Regions from separate parts of the Homo sapiens genome. Here region 2 is linked to region 1. The links are chromatin contacts, found by Hi-C in ENCODE. All regions are on one chromosome and are shown on one strand. Each heading gives the region's core, a stretch centred on a gene start or an enhancer-like site at or near the end of the contact. The rest is flanking DNA. Distances are from core to core; before and after follow the strand shown.

Region 1 (5,275 bases), core at 940-3,439:
CAGAGGCCACGACCGCCAGGTGAGGCGGGTGATTTAGTGATGAGTCATTGACAGAAGGCTCCTTGGCAGGGTGTAATAAAAATAGCACTTTACTTCTATGGTCTTCTTCCCCAAATTCCATAATCCCAATCAGATCATCAGAAAAACCCCAACTGAGAGAAATTCTACAGCATGCCTGACCATTACTCTTCAAAACTATCCCAGTCATCGAAAACAAGGAAAATCTGAGAAACTGCCAGCAGAGGGGGGTCCAGGGAGATGTGACAGCTGCATGCACAGCGGCGTCCCGGATGGGGTCCTGGAACAGAAAGATAACATCAGGTTAGCAACTAAGGAATCCCAAATAGGCTATGGACATTAGTCAATGATTACTATTACGCAAACATATGATCATTATGTCAAGATAGGGAACAAATTTCCCATCTTGTCAAATAATTTATTGAGCATATTTATCAATTGTTAAGTCTGTCTGATAGCCTTGTTTGATTTCTGATCTCCTGATGTTTGATTTTGATTGAGATTAAATGTCCTGATTGTGGGGAGTCAGTGAAGTCTCTGTGTGTGCTTGGTGACATCTGAGTGAATGTCACATGATTGTGTAAATGATAGCAGAGATAATGGGGGGCTCCGGATGATACAGTCTTTCCCCAAAGCGGAGCCATTTGACGCTGGCTGGTGGCCCAGCTAGAGGCAGATGACGCCTGCTCACCTAGGGACTGAGGTCACCCAGCTGTGTCTCAGCCTCTCTTTGAGGGCACCCTTCTTCTCACTAACCCGTGCTTCTGGGGGTCACATGTGGAGCTCCAGCTTCAGCCCCTTGAGATTAAAATCAGTTTCTGTTCCTCTTCTCTCCAGGGCCAGCCTCCACTACATGCCTGGCCACACCAGCCATCAGGGATTTGGTCTTTATGGGGAAAGACAGGAAGAGTATTTTAAGACATTTAAAGTAGAAAATGTTTTTGGCCTTGGGGAAAATATTAAGGCTCTGAGAAAGAAAAATAGCCTTAGATTCCTGATGACACTGACTTCCCAAAAATGGCAAATGTTGTGTGGAGAAGGAGAGAGATCTTCCCTGTGAGCTGGCAGGACAGTCATGGGGGCGATGCCTTGGATGCAGTGTGAGAAGTTGGTAAATTCTGTGGCACACACCAGTGATTTGAACAACAGTTTATGGCTCTCTACCCTCTCTCTTAATTTTTTCTTTACAGTTTTATTCCCTCTGGTTCATAGTACCCTTTTTTCTAAAACTAATGTGATTTTTGAAACAACGGATGTGATAAACCAAGATTAAATTATGTTCCCAAATTTTAAAAAAGTTTGAGGAGAAAGTAGTTTCATAATCAATGTTTGATAAGCACAATTATTTTTTAACATGTAAGACGATACCAACTTAAATCTAGACAGTACATTAAAGTTTAAAAGTTCAGTTTGTAGGGGTGTATCAATAGTTAAATTAATAATTTAAAAGTCTTTTTATTTCTGGCATAATATTCTATTTTTATTTTCACTTGTAAAGCATACTGTAATTTTGTATGCAGAATGTAAGGTGCCAATACCTTTGTTGAGTTTTGAAAATATTTATTAAGGAATATCAACATATAAAATTATCTTCTAAATAAGCTTTATGTTGATCAATAATTTCTGGATCAAATTAACTTTAAGCAAATGAGAAATATGTACAGCTGTCACAGTGTAATAAATTAAAAAATGATCATTTCATCAATTTGAGTCAACTAGCTATTTTCTGCAAAGTTTATAATGTACAGAAGGTGGAAGATGCATGTCTGATACATTTCCTGGGAATAAATGTATCATCTCTGAAGCTATTATGGCTCTAATAAGGAACTCCTCATGCTTGCTTTGGAAATCCCACTTAAGATGAAGATAGTTTTTTCTTTCCTCCAGTGTGATCAGCAGTGCTGGTAATTACCAGGCTTCTCATGCCTGTTTCTAACAGACCAACACTTTTCTAGGAAGCGCTAAGCAACTTGAATCTCACTCCTGGAACACAAGCCCCAGCCACATGGATAACAAACATTTATCCTGTTTATATGGGAAGTCATAGGAACACATGGTTTCCTAACCTGGACATCAAGGTCTTTGGAGGAATCTTGTAGCCTGTTCCTGGCAGCTTTCTCTCCCCTTCTTCCTAGGCCACCAGAGCTGGCATGGAGCCCAGTGGGAAGGTGGCATTTCTGCTCAGCAAGCAACTAAGAGAAGCCTGCCCTTGGCAACAGAAAGTTCTAACGAGGACCCAGGTTTTTAGACAGCTAGAGTCTCCGTGTTTCTTCTGATTGTGGTAGGAAATAAAGCCAGGAAAAATAAGTCTTTATAAAAACAGCATGGGTGTTTTTGTGATAGATTTCCAACGGGTAAAAAAGGGAACTACGTTAGAAATGTGAGCCTGGCAAGAGGGAAAAGCTGGCATTAAGGACCTGCCGAAATTCTAAATTAACTTTCTTTTCTATGCCAGAGTAAATTTAAAATAGATATATAAAAGTCTGTTTCATTTATATTCTTTAGTGAAAGGCAAATATACAAGCAAAATAAAATTTAAAATACTACTATTGAATGAACAATTTGAATACCACTATGAAGTAAGGCATAATAGATTATTGAAGAAAAGGAAGCCTGGACCCTCCTGTAAAGTAAACGGAGGAGGCTGCAGAGAGAAGGATGTCTCACCGAACTGCAGGAGAAAAGCATAGCCCTCCAGCAGGAAATGGAAGATGGTGATTTCAGGATATTTGTCAGCTAAAGCTTTCACAAAACAGCTTTATGCAGCCTTTTGAATAAATGCTCTGCGTGGTTGTGTGGAGGAGATATTATTAGAGGGCCTGAACTCTTAAAATAATGAAATTGAGCTTACTGTAAATTTGTAGAGGTAAAGGAAATAAAAATATGCTTCTATAAGTTATATGGGAAAGAGAACTTCAAAATCAAGAGAGAGAAGTTTTAACTTCCTTAGGTTTATTTGTTTAGGTTCTCTTGTGGAGGTCGGTATTATTACACACTACGTTAAACATCTTGCACAGAAAAACAAAGTCAGCATATTCTCTGTCAGCCAATGGAAGAGAGTGGAGTAAACCAGTAATTCCTTAACACACATGCTTTAAAACAGCAAACTATTAGACACAATGTGGAGTATGTTTATGGTCTGTTACATTTTATGAAATGGTTTTGTTTATTTTTAAAATACTTGTCATGTTAGCAATCTCCTGATAAGATGGTACATTTAAAAGCCCAGAACAAAACACACATGGAATAATCATCTTCTCTAGGAGCAGGATAGAAATAAACCCAGGCTTTCTGGTTTATTTCTATCCTTTCATTAATGAAATCATTACAATTTTGTTAGGTCTAATTCAAAGACCAAGAAGGCATTTGGACGGAAAATAAAGGGAGCAAGTTTTGTGTCTTTTTAATGTGTTTTCTACAGCCAGGACCAAGCCCTTGAAAGCAAACTTCGACAAAGAAGTGTAATTTCATAATAAAAGAAAGAACCCTGTAAATACCTAATTCCAGACTTTCCTTTGTCATAAAGTCAGTGATCTTCATGCACCCAATCTCACATACAAATTCCCATTTCTTACGTATAACCCCTTTCTATTTACTGATGAGGTCATCTCCTGATGTGGTTAAAAATATGTGACTCTGTAACTATGATTTTTCTCATAATGAAAGTGAGATGCAGGACAAGTCAGCTATTATTATGGGATATATACAGATGTGCTGGGATGGAGTCCTCCACAAGAAATCACGGGGGCAGAGCACGCTCTTAAATCTCGGAGCTTCTTACCTGAGAATGTTGATTCCGAGTCGCTACAGTGGCTTCCAGGAGTTGTCGACTTTTAAAAAATTGGGTTCCACTATTCCAAATCCTGGTCTCCTTCTTTGTTGAGAGAGAAGGAAGGCGGATGGCAAGCATGACGTGCGGGCTTCTGTAGGGGCTCTTGCTGTGGGGTAACCCTTGATAAAATAAAAACTTCAGCCAAATTAAATTTAAAAGTCTTTGAGCAATGAATGAATTGCGAATCAGTCTGCCTTCTGAGTCAGAGTAGGTTCAGAGGCTCCAGCACAACCATTTGGTTGGAAGAAGATTTATGGACATTGAAGGGACATTGGATTGGTTATGGCTCAGCATTTGCCTTATTTGAACACAGTTTGAACAGTTGGCTATGTTTGATTGGCCGAAACTCAGTGACTGGCACAAGTGTAGGCTACGGTCTACTTACACCTCTCCTTGTTATGGTTCATGATGTGCAGAAAAACCTTTAGGCCGAACTTAAAATATGTAAGGAGGCAGCTTTAGGCTAAACTTGATTTAGCACCCTCAAGATACCCGAGTCTCTTGCAGATTTGAGTCAGGATGGCTTCAGCCTAAGGAAGAGCTTGCTGGGCTCCTGGTAAGTGTGGGAGGCTGGAGGAGCCGCTGCCTGGGGTAAGTGTGGGAGGTGGGAGGAGCCACTGCCTACAGGGCACAGTGTGTAGGTGTCCAGCTGAATCTTCTCAGATACTGTTATGGGATTGCGGGGGTGTCGTTTTTCTGGCTGGAAACCTCTGTGGCTGGTGGGGCCTTTGCCTGAGTTTTGCTCTGGCCTGCTGAGCTCTTTTCGCCCACCCGGCCTGGCAGGCTGCACTTGGCTCACACTACCAGCCTCGGTAGTTGAGAGGGCAATATTGCACACCTGTGACTCCGGGTGGTATTTTCCCGCCAGCCGGTGCCGCAGGCCCCAGAGGCCGTGGTGTCAGGAGGGTCATGGCACAGGGGCTGTGTGGGGAGGTTCTGAACCATGGAACGTGGGCAGAAGTGGTGTAGACAGTGTTAGGCCAGGCCCTTTCCACTTTCTGTACCATCTCCCAGCCCTCTTCCTCCTATAGAGACAGCCGTGAGAACCTCGGGAGGCCAGGCAGACCCAGACTGGATGTGTCATGAGCCAGAAAAGGCATGACGCCACTGAGACCCCGGTCTTTCTCTGTTTCCACAGCCAATATAAATTACCCTCAGCAAGACGACACCAGGGAGAAATGCTCCCACCAGGCACAGAAATGGTTCCGGGGGCTAGAGATTGAGATGGTCCCCAGCCACTGTGCAGTTCTAAGCACTTCAGGGCCCACAGAACAAAGGGGCTAATAGGGGGCCCAGGTGACCATGAGAGAATGGAGTTGCTGCTGCCCGAGGGAAGAGAGGACTGTCTCCCATGCCCAGAGGCCCCGTGGGAGTGGTCCTAGCATGCCTGTCCAGGATAAAAGCCAATAGAGGCCCACACAAGCC
Region 2 (5,275 bases), core at 1-2,500, 960 kb before region 1:
CATCGTGGAAGCGATTGCGACTGTTGACAGAGCTATAAACTCAACCCGAACACATTTGTTTGACAGGTATCGTGGGGCTGTAAACACGCTGACCCTCAAATCACTGAGCTTTAGGGTGAAGGTGGGAGTGATTAAAGAATGCATGCAGTTCTAATATATGAATTTTGATTTGATTATCTGATGATCAAAATGTTTAATTTAAAAATCATGAACAACATGGGCATCTGAGTTTTCTGGGGGTTGAAATAACAGAAGGATGTGTGCTTTTCAAATAGAATTTGGCTATGATCCACAACCAAAACATTCTTTGAAAATTTCAACTCATTCCTTTGGCTTATGACTAAATGATTTGGCAAAAACAAATAGTTTAAAAGTCATTAGTGTATTTGTTCACGTTGCTGATTCCAAAGCAGTTTTTCTGCATCTTATGTGAAATGCAATATCTGTGATTTTCTCTATTGACTTAATTAATTATTTGTTTTTAGTGTCTTCCGGTTTTTGTCTGTTTGTTTTGTTTTTGTTTTGTTGCCTCCCACTTCGGATGAGGAAGGTATAGTACATTATGTTGTAGAAAGTAGCCGTAGAAATATTAATAGCAATGATTATATTTTGGGGTACTATGAATTTTATCTTCAGTAATTTGTTTCATTCTTCCTTTCTTCCCCCTAAACTCTGGTTAGCCGTCCTCGTTCTCCAAATGATTTGCTGGCCTTGTTCCGGTATCCGAGGGATCCTTACACAGTTGAACAGGCACGGGCGGGAGAAATCTTTGAACGGACATTGCAGCTCATTCAGGAGCATGTACAGCATGGCTTGATGGTCGACCTCAACGGAACAAGTCAGTGCCAAAGCCTTTTCTTCCTCCTCCATGGCCTGAGTAACGGGGTTGAACACGCCTCAGTTAAGTCACATTCCTAGGGAAGAGTTCCAGCATTTTCTTTCCCACTGTGCTTATGAACTGTGAAATTATTTCCTTAAACTGTGATTCCTCTTGAGCCCTACAGCCCTGTCGCTCTCACTTTGGTTTAATAGGAATCTCTGGGGGACGTGAAGTCCCTTGGAGTGCTGATCAGGCTACAGCAGGTCCACCTGCCCTGAGTGGGTTATGCCATCCTGGCCAGGGTGGGTTATGCAAGCCCAGTCCCTCTGCAACAAATGAGCCATAAGGGAGGACTTGGCAGCGTGCTTGCTCCCTGAGTGACGTTGTGTCCTGGGAATGCGGTGCCACGCGTATTAGGAGGGTTGTTTTGGAAGAGTCCCGGGTCTGTGAAACCAGCTGATGAGATCACCTCGGGCTGGTGTGGAGATGCTGTTGGGGGAGGTATGTCCCCCACTCACTCTGCTCTGGCACTTTGCCGTTGCCCAGTAAATAACAGATGCCTTTACATGTCACGATTGTCCTTGCTGGTAGTAGTACTATTGATGAACCCATAGAAGACCCTGACTTTCTCATGTAAAAACATCATTTTCAGCAGCAGCTGGTTACTCATGGTTCTGTACACACACACACACACACACACACACACACACACACAGAGCACGGAGGAGAATGTAACAGTAGCTGTCCCTGTGGGATGAAAGAACTGCTTTATAATTTTTCAGTTTTCCAAATTGTTTTCATTGAGCATAACTTTTACGATTAGAGCAAAAAATGTTCTTCAATGGTTAAATGAAAGAGACGTGGAATTGAGACCTGTAGGGTGATATATGCCCGTCTTCGGAGTAGAGTGTTGCTCTGAGCCAGCCCCGTCCTGTTAGGTTTTGGAGCCCTGTTGGTGCTGAAGCCTGGGCACCAGCCAATGTGAAGCTGTATGTTCCGCAGCTCCTGCTTCCTGATCCTCTCCTGGCCTCTCGTGGCTGGGGGCGGGGGTGGGGGCAGGGCAGGAAATGTTGGAGTTGGAGACCTCTGGATGTTTCTGCTTTTCTCGATGGGTGAAACTCCAGCCTCACCTCCCAGGCACATTCTTGGGGAGAAGCATCAGAGCCCATTTTGTTATTTCAACAAGTATTTATTGGGCACTTTCTGCTTGTCAGGTGCAGGGGGAGACTAGGATGAGAGGTACCAGGCATGGGTCCCAGCCCCTTCCCAAGTCCCTGGTGCCAGTCTCCTGGTAGAAAGGCCATGTTCTCTTCTCCAGAGAATGAAGAGGGAGTTACTAAGTGTAATTTCTTGCTACTCCCTACCTTTCTTCATTTAGTTACAGGATCAGATCTTTAAACATTACTGTGGCAGCCCAGCAAGTGGGTTCTGCCGCCACCACAGAAATAAAGCCATCTGGAAATGTCTCCTCAAAGGCAGGCTGTTGGAAGCTGTTCCTTGTGAGGAATTGCATGTCCATTGTGTGTCATTACATGCCAATTATAGAAAGATTTAGACTCAGGGAAAGACAGAAAGGAAAGAGTAAAATCACCCCAACAATGTGAAATCATTTTATACATTTGCTGTTTACCCAAGCAGCAGTTAGGTGCACATGCAGGCACTCATTTCTTCACTTATTCGTTCCACCTGCCTGTCAGGGCACACCCTCTATGCCAGTCATTGTCCTGGGCCAGGGCCTACAGTCACAAACGGAAGAAATAAAAACCTCTGCCCTCAAAGATCAGACCTTCCAGAGAAATGCAGATGGAAAACCAGAGAGAGGCCCCTGCACATAAGAAGCCCCAGCGAGTGACCCAGAGAGAAACAGCAGGCGGGAGGTGGGTGGTGCCCTGGCTGGGATGGGGTGCTGTTCCCCATGGGCGAAGGTGACACGTGAGCAGGGACCCCACAAGGGCGAGGGGGCCTCCCTGGAGCATCTGAGGGGACCACACATGCAGAGTCTTGGAGGTGGGGCACGTTGGAGCATAGTGGAACAGCAGGTGGTCACTGTGGCTGGAAAGGGGGTGAGGAAGGGCTGATAAAGTTAAGGAGATTTGTGCTCCACCAGAAAGGGCCTGGGAGCGAATATAAGGATATGTCGTTGGCTGTGTATGAAATGGGAACCTTAGGGTTTCCTGCAGAGAAGCAACATGGTTTGATGCATTTTCAAGCATCGGGCTGGGTGACCACTCTGCATGGGGTGAGGACAGATGTGGGCAAACCAGTCCTGGGAAACTGGGGCCAGGGTCGGTGCCACCTGCTCTGGTTGGCGGGTCTGGTCTGCCTCTGAACCAATGGCCAACGCCACGGAAAAAGTGAACATTCTGGAGGAAAGCCCGGAGACCAGCCCCACAGCCCAGCCAGGCATTTGGGAGGAAGTGCTTTTCCTCCTGGCACTCTGCTTTCTTGGCTCTATGGATGTTCAAGATTGATAATTCTGTAGGACTTCCCAAGAGTAGCTGTGAAAATAGGGCCAGATGTTTCAGCTCACTGTTTCAGCCTCTGGGAAAAGTCAGACAGAACAGAACCAGGGGCTGAGGGGAGCCCGGGGTTCATGTTCCCTGCACAGACCTTTCCCACCCAACACACCAGGGTGTGTGTTTCTGACTTATTCTCCCCAGCCTGGAAAATGCCTCACTTCCAATTCTTTGCATTCTTATGTGGGTGTTATGGACACCGCTCCCCCACAGAAAAGGGGCTGTCTCTTGTTTTCTTTAAAGGTGTCCATAGTGATACCTGTGATCTTGACAAGCAGAAATGGGCTGGAGAAACTTTAGAAAAAAGAAGCAGTGATGGCTTGGAACTCTGTGAGTATGTGCACACGTGAAAGTGTGAGTGTGGCTCTGTAAGCATGTTTGCATGTGAGTGTGTGCATGTGTGAATGGAAAACATTTAAGCGTGCATGTGTGTGTGCGTGTGTGTAGCTTTTCGGCAGGCATGACATGTGCCTGGAAAGGAGGAGTGTTGAGGAAGGTGAAGGCCTAGGATGTATGAATATGTGGAGGAAGCACTTTGGCGAACACAGAGATCTGAGTGTGTCTGACCCCAGGACGTGGAGTAGCTGTTGCTTGGAGCAGGTGTCTTGAAGGCGAAGACTAGGATCTGAACTTAGGAAGATCTCTTTCATCTGTGGAGTGATGGCCCAGGCTACCATGTTTGGAATTTCTTCTGTAGCTAGTGGGCAAAGACAGAAGGTCTCTGAGCAAGAAGGTGACCTAGTCGGAGCCTGTGCCAGGCTCATGGGAGCGTGCGCTTGCTGTGGGGAGGGCGTGTGGATGACCTCCACCAGGCAGGAGGCCCTTCTGGAATTGAAGGCCAGTGCCATGGAAATCAGTCCCAGGATTCTGCCAGAGAAATGGAGAGGAGGGCGCGGCGGCTAGGAACATTTTGAGGTAGCGTGAAAGGAAGTGGCACTCTTTTGGACGTTGAGGGAACAGCATGAAGCCTCAGTGGACCGAGATGTGCAGTGACAGGTGTCAGGAAATGCCCTGCTCGGCAGCCTGTGGAGACCGATGGTGTGCACTCGTGTGGAGGTGTGGTGACTGTCTCTTACACGGGGCGTTTAAAGTGAGGTTGGAACAGTGTCAGCCTGGACTGGTCAACGTGGGTCGGGCTCCATCGGTTAGGGGTCTCCCAGAGGAGAGCTGCTGGTTGAAACCATGAGACTGCTAAGTGGGGAGGGGAGACAGGGCCCAGAAACTGGGGCTGTGGAGAGAATACCTGTGTTTGGGGCTGGAGGAGGGGAGGAGCAGTTTTACCAAACAGGAGGTGAGCAGGTTTCCAGCAGGAAGCGCTTGTTGCATGGCGCACAACAGGTTTCATGAGCTGGGGGTAGATAGCCCCATGTCAGCGGCAGAGGTGCCAAGGGGTACCGGGCCCTCACACATCCTCCAGGGGAATTGAGTGCGTCTTGCTTTTCTCCACGTCCCAGGTTACCACTACAACGACCTGGTGTCTCCACAGTACCTGAACCTCATCGCAAACCTGTCGGGCTGTACCGCCCACCGGCGCGTGAACAACTGCTCGGACATGTGCTTCCACCAGAAGTACCGGACGCACGACGGCACCTGTAACAACCTGCAGCACCCCATGTGGGGCGCCTCGCTGACCGCCTTCGAGCGCCTGCTGAAATCCGTGTACGAGAATGGCTTCAACACCCCTCGGGGCATCAACCCCCACCGACTGTACAACGGGCACGCCCTTCCCATGCCGCGCCTGGTGTCCACCACCCTGATCGGGACGGAGACCGTCACACCCGACGAGCAGTTCACCCACATGCTGATGCAGTGGGGCCAGTTCCTGGACCACGACCTCGACTCCACGGTGGTGGCCCTGAGCCAGGCACGCTTCTCCGACGGACAGCACTGCAGCAACGTGTGCAGCAACGACCCCCCCTGCTTCTCTGTCATGATCCCC

What was found. A loop is a pair of places that touch in the nucleus more often than their neighbours do. Pooled maps may share reads with other maps.
Region 2: a loop to region 1 is called in a map of aorta, with 7 times the contacts of the local background. The contact joins two enhancer-like sites. A Hi-C loop is called at or near these places in 1 of 168 maps with a recorded cell type or tissue (aorta) and 7 of 50 pooled maps.

The regions. Positions count from the first base shown.
Region 1 is chr2:692,170-697,444 of GRCh38, reverse strand. It overlaps LOC105373358 (a long non-coding RNA gene), which reads left to right. Exons shown (of 4, transcript XR_001739247.2): 3 at 1-19; 4 at 134-460. Among named protein-coding and RNA genes, the nearest start is that of TMEM18, 17 kb to the right of the region's middle. Within about 2 kb of position 2,189, at least 7 of the 41 ENCODE cell types and tissues checked have a DNase peak (open chromatin) inside an H3K27ac peak, as active enhancers do.
Region 2 is chr2:1,649,191-1,654,465 of GRCh38, reverse strand. PXDN (peroxidasin) reads left to right here. Exons shown (of 23, transcript NM_012293.3): 15 at 1-66; 16 at 681-838; 17 at 4,791-5,275. Among named protein-coding and RNA genes, the nearest start is that of LALTOP, 26 kb to the right of the region's middle. Within about 2 kb of position 1,250, at least 19 of the 41 ENCODE cell types and tissues checked have a DNase peak (open chromatin) inside an H3K27ac peak, as active enhancers do.